Regions from separate parts of the Homo sapiens genome. Here region 1 is linked to region 2. A link is a loop called in an ENCODE intact Hi-C map of the cell type or tissue named here. Cell type or tissue: PC-3. All regions are shown on one strand.

What was found. A loop is a pair of places that touch in the nucleus more often than their neighbours do. Peaks named below come from ENCODE experiments on the same cell type or tissue, not always from the same donor. Only the 100,000 strongest peaks of a DNase experiment are listed, where the experiment ranks them.
Region 1: a loop joins it to region 2, with 2.4 times the contacts of the local background. A loop is called at or near these places in 8 of 110 quality-filtered maps.

Annotation. Positions count from the first base shown.
Region 1 is chr1:208,932,805-208,937,804 of GRCh38, forward strand. The region is part of intron 1 of LOC107985255 (a long non-coding RNA gene); the gene reads right to left. Among named protein-coding and RNA genes, the nearest start is that of LINC01774, 37 kb to the right of the region's middle. In PC-3, no CTCF peak of the experiment used is centred here; DNase peaks (open chromatin) are centred at 2,307 and 3,227; H3K27ac peaks cover 3,377 bases.
Region 2 is chr1:208,982,411-208,987,410 of GRCh38, forward strand. All of the region lies in intron 1 of LOC107985255 (a long non-coding RNA gene), which reads right to left. Among named protein-coding and RNA genes, the nearest start is that of LINC01774, 12 kb to the left of the region's middle. In PC-3, no CTCF peak of the experiment used is centred here; a DNase peak (open chromatin) is centred at 3,071; H3K27ac peaks cover 1,318 bases.

The DNA.
Region 1 (5,000 bases), 50 kb before region 2:
GACCAAGCCTACCAACACCACAAGGAGCCCATCCCCTCTCCTTTTAATTCTTTTCAGTGTTCCCCTCCCCTACTGAAGGAAATGCAAATCCCCCTCTAAATCCGTCCTGTGTAGGACAAGGAGTTTCTCTTCTACAGCATGAAGAGTCTAGAGTCCAAGCTTTGCTAAATTCAGCAGGTTTCCAGTCTATGCTGCACGTAAAGCATTCAGTTCCTTCCCAGCCTAAAAAGTCTATTTTGTCTTCTTTGGGCTGCTGGTCACCCATAAGCTAGCCACAACCTCTTTTCACAGCATTCTTTTTTTGTGCTTAAAATAAGACCCTTCAGAAGCTGTTTTTTTTTGTTGTTTTTTTTTTTTTTTTTTTTTTTTTGCTTCAGGCACCAAGATATCCAAAACTTTTCAAAGGATTATTATTCTTTATGCTATATCCTGAAATTCCTGAAATCTCCAGAACGTCTTTCCTAAAGACTGCATTACACTAGTAATCTCTACTTTTCAAGATCTAGCATTTCCCTTAAAGTACTAATTCTTTTCCGTTCCTAAGTATTTTTTCTCCTAGTCTTCTTCCTTCCTTCACTGTCTCTCTTTCTCTTTCTCTGTCTTTCCCACTCTCCCCTTACACACGCACACACACTCATGCACACACGCACATATATTCTCTATCTCCCCATCCTTTCCTTTACTCTCTGCTGCAGAAGAGAAAGATACTATAAAGATGCCAAGGATGATCTGAACTTGCCGTCAGGAGAATAGACAGGTGCTATCTTGAACTCAAGAAGTATATGAGCCATATAATCAATAAAATGCATTAAATGAATTGCTTTTAGTTTTCTTCCTCCTATGAGAAAGTCTTAATTTCTCAGCTGCATGCAGCATGGGCCCAGCTGCTAGTCTTACAGCACAGTATTAGGAATAGGCAGGAAAACAGAATTAGTTTTTATAAAGTGATAATCTCTCAAGACCTCCATCATCTGCCCCTCCCCCTCTTATTCTAGTCCCTCTAGGTCCGTTCTTGGCTCCCAAAAAATTAATTCCTAAAAGTGTCTATAGTCACCATTAATACACTCATGAGTATTCTTTTCTGGAATAAGAGAGTGTAGAGTTCATGTTAAGAGGTACTCCCACAGCACGCATGTGACTGAATTGCATGAAAGTGCACCTTTGTCATCCCACCGTGGTGTACAACCTCAGGTTTGAGCCACTTGCTCCAACCACATCCCATTCCATTCCCATCCTTCTAATTTCTGGCTTCATATGTGTCCTCAGAAATGATGCCCGGTTCCAAATTTCTTGATACAACTTGGCTCTCCTCACCTTGACTATAATTTGCATTTTTCCTCCAGATACCATTCACAGATAACCGGCAAAATTGTTCAGCCTGGCTTTCAAGTTGCTGCCCTAATGCTTATTCTGTACCTTTAATGGGAACCAGACACAGACTGTTTACATAATTTGAGTACTGTTAAACACATGTTTTGATTTTTACAAATACAGGCAACTTTTATACGCAGTACAATTGGTTTTATAAATGATTGCTTGCTTATTCATGGTTATGCATTCCCAATATCAGGTATCTTGTTAAATTTAGTTCTACAATCTGGACATTTTTACTGCTTCTTACCAAAGCTGGCCTTCCAAGAGCTGTTGTAGAGAAGGCCCAAGGGAGATGTCTTCAAGGACACTGCCATGAAAGATGATACAGATGAGAGAAAGAGAGGGAAACAAAGCAGAATCCCTCATGAGGAGCCAGTGCTTTTTAGCTGATGGCCTCATAGTCATATTTCCATTCAATTTTGAATTTCCATAAAGATGCCATAAGTGATTTGGACTTGCCTTCAAGAGAACGGATACATAGTGTCTTGAACCCATAGAGTAAATGTGCTGTACAATCGATAAAACACATTAAGCGAATTGCTTCTACTTTCCCCTCCCCATGAGAAAGTTTTAATTCTTTTTTCTGATGCTGTATAGTCCCAGCTGTTGGTGTTAAAGGAAGGGAATAAGCAGTGAAGAAAACGGAACTTGTAACTGAGCGATTATCACAAGACTAGACCTCAATTCAGCAAGTTGTAAAAATGAGGGATGTTTCTCCCTCTTTTGAGAGGAAAAGATGCCTTGATTGTGGATAGATAGATTATGGACCTCATGCTTACTGAGGGCACATCAGAAGTAATGATTAATGCAGTACTCTTCGGAAGTTAAGTGTCTTTTCTGTTGCAAAGGTAGCTCTGAGCTCCTCGGTTGCTCAGGTCAAGAGTTAGGGCATCCCAGAGTGGTGAGTAAGTGTTGAGAAGATTTCCCCAATAGAAAAGCACTTTGCTAAATAATCATTCAAGAACAGTAGGATCTTATAGAAGTCATGACTAAGTGGGTGGGGTAGAAATGAACTGCTGCGGAGCTGCTAAAAAATGACTGGGTTGGGCCGGGAGCGGTGGCTCACGCCTGTAATCCCAGCATTTTGTCAAGCTGGGGCAGGCAGATCACAAGGTCAGGAGTTCAAGGCCAGCCTGGCCAACATGGTGAAACCCCATCTCTACAAAAAATACAAAAATTAGCTGGACATGGTGGCGCGTGCCTGTAATCCCAGCTACTTGGGAGGCTGAGACAGAAGAATTGCTTGAACCAGGACCAGGAGGCAGAAGTTGCAGTGAGCCAAGATCCTACCACTGCACTCTAGCCTAGGCTACAGAGTGAGACTCCATCTCAAATAAAAAACAAAAATGACTAGTTGATCAGTTGAAAGGAGACATTGCAAATGTTGGTTGGCCAAAAATAATGTTAAATATCATAATTGTGATATTAAAGACCATCATGTGTTAAACACTGCACCAATTAACATGCATCATTTCACTTAATCTTAAATGAAAATTAAATGAGGTTGGTACTTTTATTTACGAGCCCCATTTTACAGATAAGGAAACAGATCCAGAGAAAGCAGATTTCTATCTGCCATGTGGCTGACTCAGTAGCAAATAAAGATTCAAAGCAAGGCAGTTGTCCTCCAGAATGTGTGCTCTTAAACCATACATAATATGGGGACAAATAGGAAAGAGTACCTTCTTTTGTTTTCCTTCTTGAATTTTAATCTTTCTTAGCAGATGGTTTCAAGCTGGCCTAGTACATTCACAAATATCACACAGCATAGAAAGCCATTCTCTTTTATGAGATTTCTCAAATGAGCACACATCCTGATGACACAGAAACCACAGAGAATACAGTCAGGATAGACTGATAGATATCAGAGGAGGGTCAGAAGCTGAAGGCACACCCCATCCCCACCTCACACAGGAGAATCAAGAGAGTTCTAAGCAAAGAGACCCTTTGGGCTCCCTTTGACATTGATGGAAAGATGCCAATTAGTCTGGGACCGACGTTTTCTTCTAGACAGAAGTCTCTGAAAATGCCATTAATGCAGGCAGGCAGGGGGTAGACAGCGGGGGGAGGGAGTTGATTGCTGGAATTCCATAATTAATTGTGTGGCATTTGGAGTAGTGTGACACAAGGTCTCCATTCAGCCCTCACTCTCTAGAGAGAGATGTCATTGTTAGAATTCATAGAATGCAAGAAGAGTTGAAGAACTATAAAGATCATCTGGTTCAGACAACCCAATTAACAGGTGAGGAAATGGAGACCCCAAGAGGGGACATGACAAGCCCAGGGCCACAGAGCTAGTTAGTGTCAAGAGCTGGGCACGACCTTAGATTGCCTGACTTCTATTCCAGTGCCCTTTCCACTCTACATCTTTGTTTCCACTGCACGTGAGAGAACTCCTCAGAAGCCTAGTCACCAAATGGCAGTGCAGAGTTTCATTATAGCAGAGGAGAGCAGAAAGGTCAAAAGAATACAAACAACCTCCCACTCCCACTCAATTATTTTAATGATGAAAAATTCCTAAACAATAGGGGGTGGGGAATTCGTCTGCTAAGAACAGGCATTAATTGGATTGTTAACTCTGGTGTTTCATAGACATGGAGACTCCTAACATTGTAAGACTATTGTTGGAGTTGGAAGTAGTATTTGGACATCATTGAATTCAAGCTTCTCAGGCATAGATGATGAACCCGAGCCCCAGAGAAGGAGCAACTTATCCAAATAACTCAGTTAATTAATGGCAAATCTGGGCAGAGGATTTCAGGCCTCAGGTTTCCAACTCAAGTATCCTCTTACCTACATCACAGTTTCCTTTTAAGAGCTGGGCATGCTGAGGGCGAAGAGGTCAATGAGAGATCATCGAGCCCAGTCCCACATCTTTTCTTTAAAGAATGACTTGAAGTAGTCCTTTCTCCAACAAATAGCTTTAGAAGGGTAAAGTGCAAGGTGAAATTTCCAAACTTGAACTTCTATGAAGGAAGACTTCCCAGTTGTTGCTTAAGAGTTAGGGCAGAATGGGCTTTATATGAAATCTCTTTCGCAGGATTACTTTTCAGATGGCAAACTGGAAATATTTCAGAGAGAAACAGAGATGCAGTCAATCTTGTAAAGCACCTATGAGCCAGGCATTGTGTTAGGACTACGTTATAAAGAGGCCTAAAACAACATCTCTGAAGAAGCACACAGTCCATTTAGCCAAAGAAAGGCAGACCTTTGAGGAGGGCTTAATGTGCTTGACAGAGAAAGTGATGTTTGAGCAGGAGGAATTTGTTTAACAGATATGGGAAAAGGGGCATCCCAGGCAGGAGCAACATGTCTAAGCACTGAGAGAGCCCTAAATTCATGTCATGTTCAAAACTGTCTTCAATAAATCCACCTAGGAGGTAAAAAGGCACAAATCACCACCCATTACTTGAACTGAGAAACAGTATTTCACCCGATCCTATGAAGCTGGTATCTGTGATTGGCTTTGGTGAGCCAAGTCCATGACTTGTTTGCCCGGCAGTTTGATTTCCTTTCTCCAGAGACCCCCCTCAATTGCTCTGCACACCAGGTTGCTGCTAGTATCAGAGGAAGTCGTGGTTTAGTCTTGTAAATCCTATCAGAGCCATGGGAGAAATCCTATTCTA
Region 2 (5,000 bases):
AACCCCATCTCTACTTAAAAATAGAAAAATTAGCTGAGCATGGTGGCACCTGCCTGTAATCCCATCTACTTGGGTGGCTGAGGCACGAGAATTACTTGAGCCTAGGAGGCAGAGGTTGCAGTGAGCTGAGATCGTGCCCCTGCACTCTAGCCTGGGTGATAGAGAGAGAGACTCTGTCTCTAAATAAATAAATAAATAAAATAAATCCATCAAATCCATGGAAAATAATTTCATTGGGATTTTTACTGGAATTACATTGAATTTATAGATCAATGTGGGAAATAATTTATAGCATATATTCATGATGTTGAACTTGCATATCCATAACCAAGCTCCTTTTTGACTTTGTATAGTTGTGTAATTTTCTTCATAAAAGTATTAAATACTATTTGTTAGATTATTTTTGCCCTAGGCACTGTGTAAATTTGAATGCAATTGTGAATGAGATCTTTAAAAAAATAACATTTTCTATTTTCCAATTATTGTTAAATAAAATCTCACTAATTATTTTTGTATGTTGATCTTATTTCTGGCAATCTTCCTGAACTTTTTAAATTCTAAATAGTTAGTCTATGAATTCTTTTTGCATTTTGTATGCAAACAATGATACCATCTGCAAATAACGATTGTGCTTCTTTTTTTCAAATAATTATATCACTTATTTCTTTTTATTGCATTTTTGAATTGGTTAAAACTTCCAGTAATTGCTACATAGAAGTGGTTTTAGTGAATAATTTATTGTCTTGAGTTTAATGTGAATGCTTCTAAAAATCTGACCATAAAGTATGGCATTTTCTGTGGGTTTGGGTACATGCTCTTTACAAAGTTAAGGAAGTTTTTTTTCCCCAGTACTAATGTACTGGTCTTTTCCTTAATTTATGAATGAATATTGACCTTATAAAATATTTTTCTACATTCGTTGAGATGCTCACGTTTTTGTCTTTTTTTTTCCATGTGTTGAATGAAGATTTATAGATCTTTTAAATGTTGACATATCTTTGTATACTTGGGATAATCTGTTTTATCCTGATGTACTATAAATCCAATTCTGGGTTTGCTAACATGTTATAATTTGTTCTTCCATGCTATAGTGAGATTGGACAATATATCTCATTTCTTATACTTCTTGTGCCTAATTTTGATATCAAATAATAGGTAGTTTACTCTCTTTATTCATTTGCTGAAAGAGATTTTATCAGAAAGGAATTATGAGCTTCTGATTTGTGGTAAAAACTTCTCTATAAAATTATGTGGGCTTGGTACCTTTTTAGGGAGAATTTTTGATTACTAATTAATTTTTGTTATAGATCATTATTTTTCTAATATAGGTTTGTGAAGGCCCAACTGTATTAATTATATTTTACTGTGTCTTATACTGTGGTAAGATGAAATGTTCTGTATGATATCAATTATTTGGACATTTTTTAGACCTTTTATAAACTAAAACGTGACCAACTTTTTAATAAATGATACATGCATATTTAAAAACCATATGTGCTCCTTACTCCTTACATAAGAATATAGTTATGTTGTATTACGGTGTGTTACATTATATTACCATAGAGAAAACAGCTATTTTATTCAAATCTTTAGCATCTTTACTAACATTGACTTCTTGATCTATCAGTTTCTAAAATAGGTGTTAAAATTTTTACACAAGTATTATGTATTTACAAATGTCTTCATGTAATTCTATCAGCACTTATTTCATAAATTTATAAATGTATGATATGGTTTGGCTGTGTCCCCACCCAAATCTCACCTTGAATTGTAAAAATCTCCACATGCCAAAGGTGGGGCCAGGGAGAGACAATTGAACCATTGGGGGAGTTTCCCCCATACTGTTCTCATGGTAGTGAATAAGTCTGACGGATCTGATGGTTTTATAAATGGGAGTTCCCTTGCACAAGTTCTCTTGACTGCTGCCATGTAAGACATGACTTTGCTCCTCCATCACCTTCTGCCATGATTGTGAGGCCTCCCCAGCCATGTAGAACTGTGTGAGTCAATTAAACCTCTTTCCTTTATAAATTACCCAGTCTAGGGTATGTCTTTATTAGCAGCATGAGAAGAGTAAGACTATATATATATATATATATAAATTCATGATAGTTATAGTTTCAGTTATAGTATCAGTATATAATGTTTGATACAGCTTAAGTTCTCTGAGAGGCAACCAGGAAGATGGTGATTAACATATAAGATGTTTATTAGGTGGGACTCCTGGGATCAAAACCTGTAGAAGAAAAGGAAAAAAAAAAACACGTTTGGGCAGAGGGAGAAGTTGAGCTGTGATGCAGTCTCAACAGAGACCTAAGATGACCCCATGAAGAGCTCTGGAGCTGGGATGGTCCTTTAGAGTTTGCCCAGTTAAGGCAAGGGTTCCAGGACTTTATACCCTCTGGACGATCAGTCACTAGATGTGGACTTCTCTGAAAGAAGTGTGATTTGGGGTGAGACAGTGTTTTTAGTAAAGGCAATCTCTCAGGAGAAGTTTACAGCTAAGGACTGCCTTTCATCAGCACTTCTAGAAGCTGGGGGAGTATGTCCTTAATTAGTAAAGAGGAATCTGGAGGCATATTATAGTACTCAACACAGACTACACCTTAAGTGCCTGGATTCACTTACTCATATAGGTTCTGGCAGTGACTCTTCTAACAATCCAGTGGAAAAACTTAGAAAAGAAAAAAAAATGTGATGATAAACTACAGTCCCCATCACTTTTGCTTATCTCAAGTCCAGAAATGATCTTTGTTATCTCCCTTCTCTACCACTTATTATAAATTTCCCTTACCCCCAGCTAGCACCTCTGGTGGTCTTGGAGACTTGCCTGGTGATGTGAACTAGATCTTCAACCATGTGCAGTCTAATTCCCTTCCTCATTACCATTACCTTTTCAGACCAGAGTTACTGTATTTGTGCAATTATTGTCAAAACGTGATATAGAATCACTAAAAGATACTTAAGTGTATTATCTGGCTGCTAAATATATTCCTAATGTTCTCATTGTGTAACAGCATCCTGACTTACTCCTGCCAAGACAGTGATTCATTTCCTTACCTGCTGACCCTTTGGCATGAGTTGCCCAAAGTGCTAGACAGGAGCCATAGCTGGGCCCTATTAAAATCTGGCAGATTTTCATATCATCTGGTGTTTAGGTCACATTAGTATTCCCAGATATGGTTCCCATAATGTGGAATATGCTGCCTTTGTAACCCAAAGAAACCTTCCAGGCATTTTGCTTCCTTCTTCATGCTGAGAATACAAATTTTGATAATTTGTTCTTTATTTGGGGAGGATGGGTGATTCTTATCATGCCATAAACACCGTACATCCGTAATTTTACTTATGTGCCAGGCCCTGAATATTCATAGGGTTTAACTCCAACTCTCTAGAGAATATGCTTCTTAGCAAATCCTCCAACTAGCATCTATATTTTGCTCATCTGGTTCCATTAGCATGTTGTCAATATAGTGAACAAATTTGACATTCTGTATGGATGTCTAAATGGTCTGTACCTCTTCATACTGTATTTAAACAAAGGGCAGAGGAGTTAACACAGCCTTGAAACAAACATGTAATTGATTCAGTTGTCCACTTTAAATGAAATTCTTTTCATTTCCTCTTCCTAATGATGAAAAAAATATATTTTCCAGAGCAACGGAAATATGGCTGCATACCATATATCTGATGACATGTTAATCTGCTCTAGCAAACATACCACATCTGCCACTGGGTCCGATACCTGGCTATGTTTGCAGTAGTCCACTGTAATAATATGTCTTGTTTTTGCAGAAATCAGATTGGTGAATTAAACAGAGACTGAAGGGGACCATCATTCCTGTATCCTTTAACAAACTGTAAAGGTGGCACTAATTTCAACCATTCATATTGGACAATTTTTTTTAAGTAACTATCTTGAAACAAGTATGGGGGATAAGCTGTTTTCACAGGCTTCTTCTTAACTTTTCCCCTAATCCTGTAGGCTGAAGATTCAACGTGGAGGTTGTGCCAACTACCAAGTATGTCTATTACAATTATTAATTGGGGTCTGCAGAAATGACCACTGGATGAGTTCACAGATACGGTAAACAGACTGTGGGCTGGACTTGGCTATCCCAGGTCCCCACTCTGACAGAAAAATCATGATGACACTTTGACCTCAATATCAACTTGGATTCTCTTTCCAACAGTCTTTAAAGTGTTTGGATATTCCACTTTCCCTAGGATACAGTTACCCAATAGAAGGCAGTAGGTCCCTTTGAGAAAAGGAAGTAGCCACTACCACATACATTTACCATGATTTTGCAGGGTTCCTCTAAAAGCGTCTCTTCTCATATCAATGAGTTCTGGGTATAAAAACTGGATATTGGACAGGGAATTGTAATTTTTATTGGAATGATGGCTCTCAGCCTTGTCATTATTATCCTTGAATTTGATGTTTGATTTTACAGATAGAATAGCACTACTGTTAGCTGTTGCTGTGGTTTGAATGTGTACCCCAAAGTTCATGTGTTGGAAACTTAATTCCCAATTCCAGTGTTGATGGCTGTCAGCCTTGTCATTATTATCCTTGAATTTGATGTTTGATTTTACAGATAGAATAGCACTACTGTTAGCTGTTGCTGTGATTTGAATGTGTTCCCCAAAGTTCATGTGTTGGAAACTTAATTCCCAATTCCAGTGTTGAGAGGTAGGACATTTAAGAGGTGACTAGGTCCTGAGGACTCTTCCCTCAAGATGGATTAAGGCTGTTATTGCAGGATTCGGTTTGTTATTGTGGGAGTAGATTCCTGATTAAAGGATGAGTTCATTCCCGTACCTCTTCCCACATCCTCTCTTTCATGCATGTGCACTCTTTTTTTTTTTTTTTTTTTTGAGACGGAGTCTTGCCCTGTCACCTAGGCTGGAGTGCAGTGGCGCAATCTCAGCTCACTGCAACCTCCACCTCCTGATTTCAAGCAATTCTCCTGCCTCAGCCTCCTGAGTAGCTGGAATTA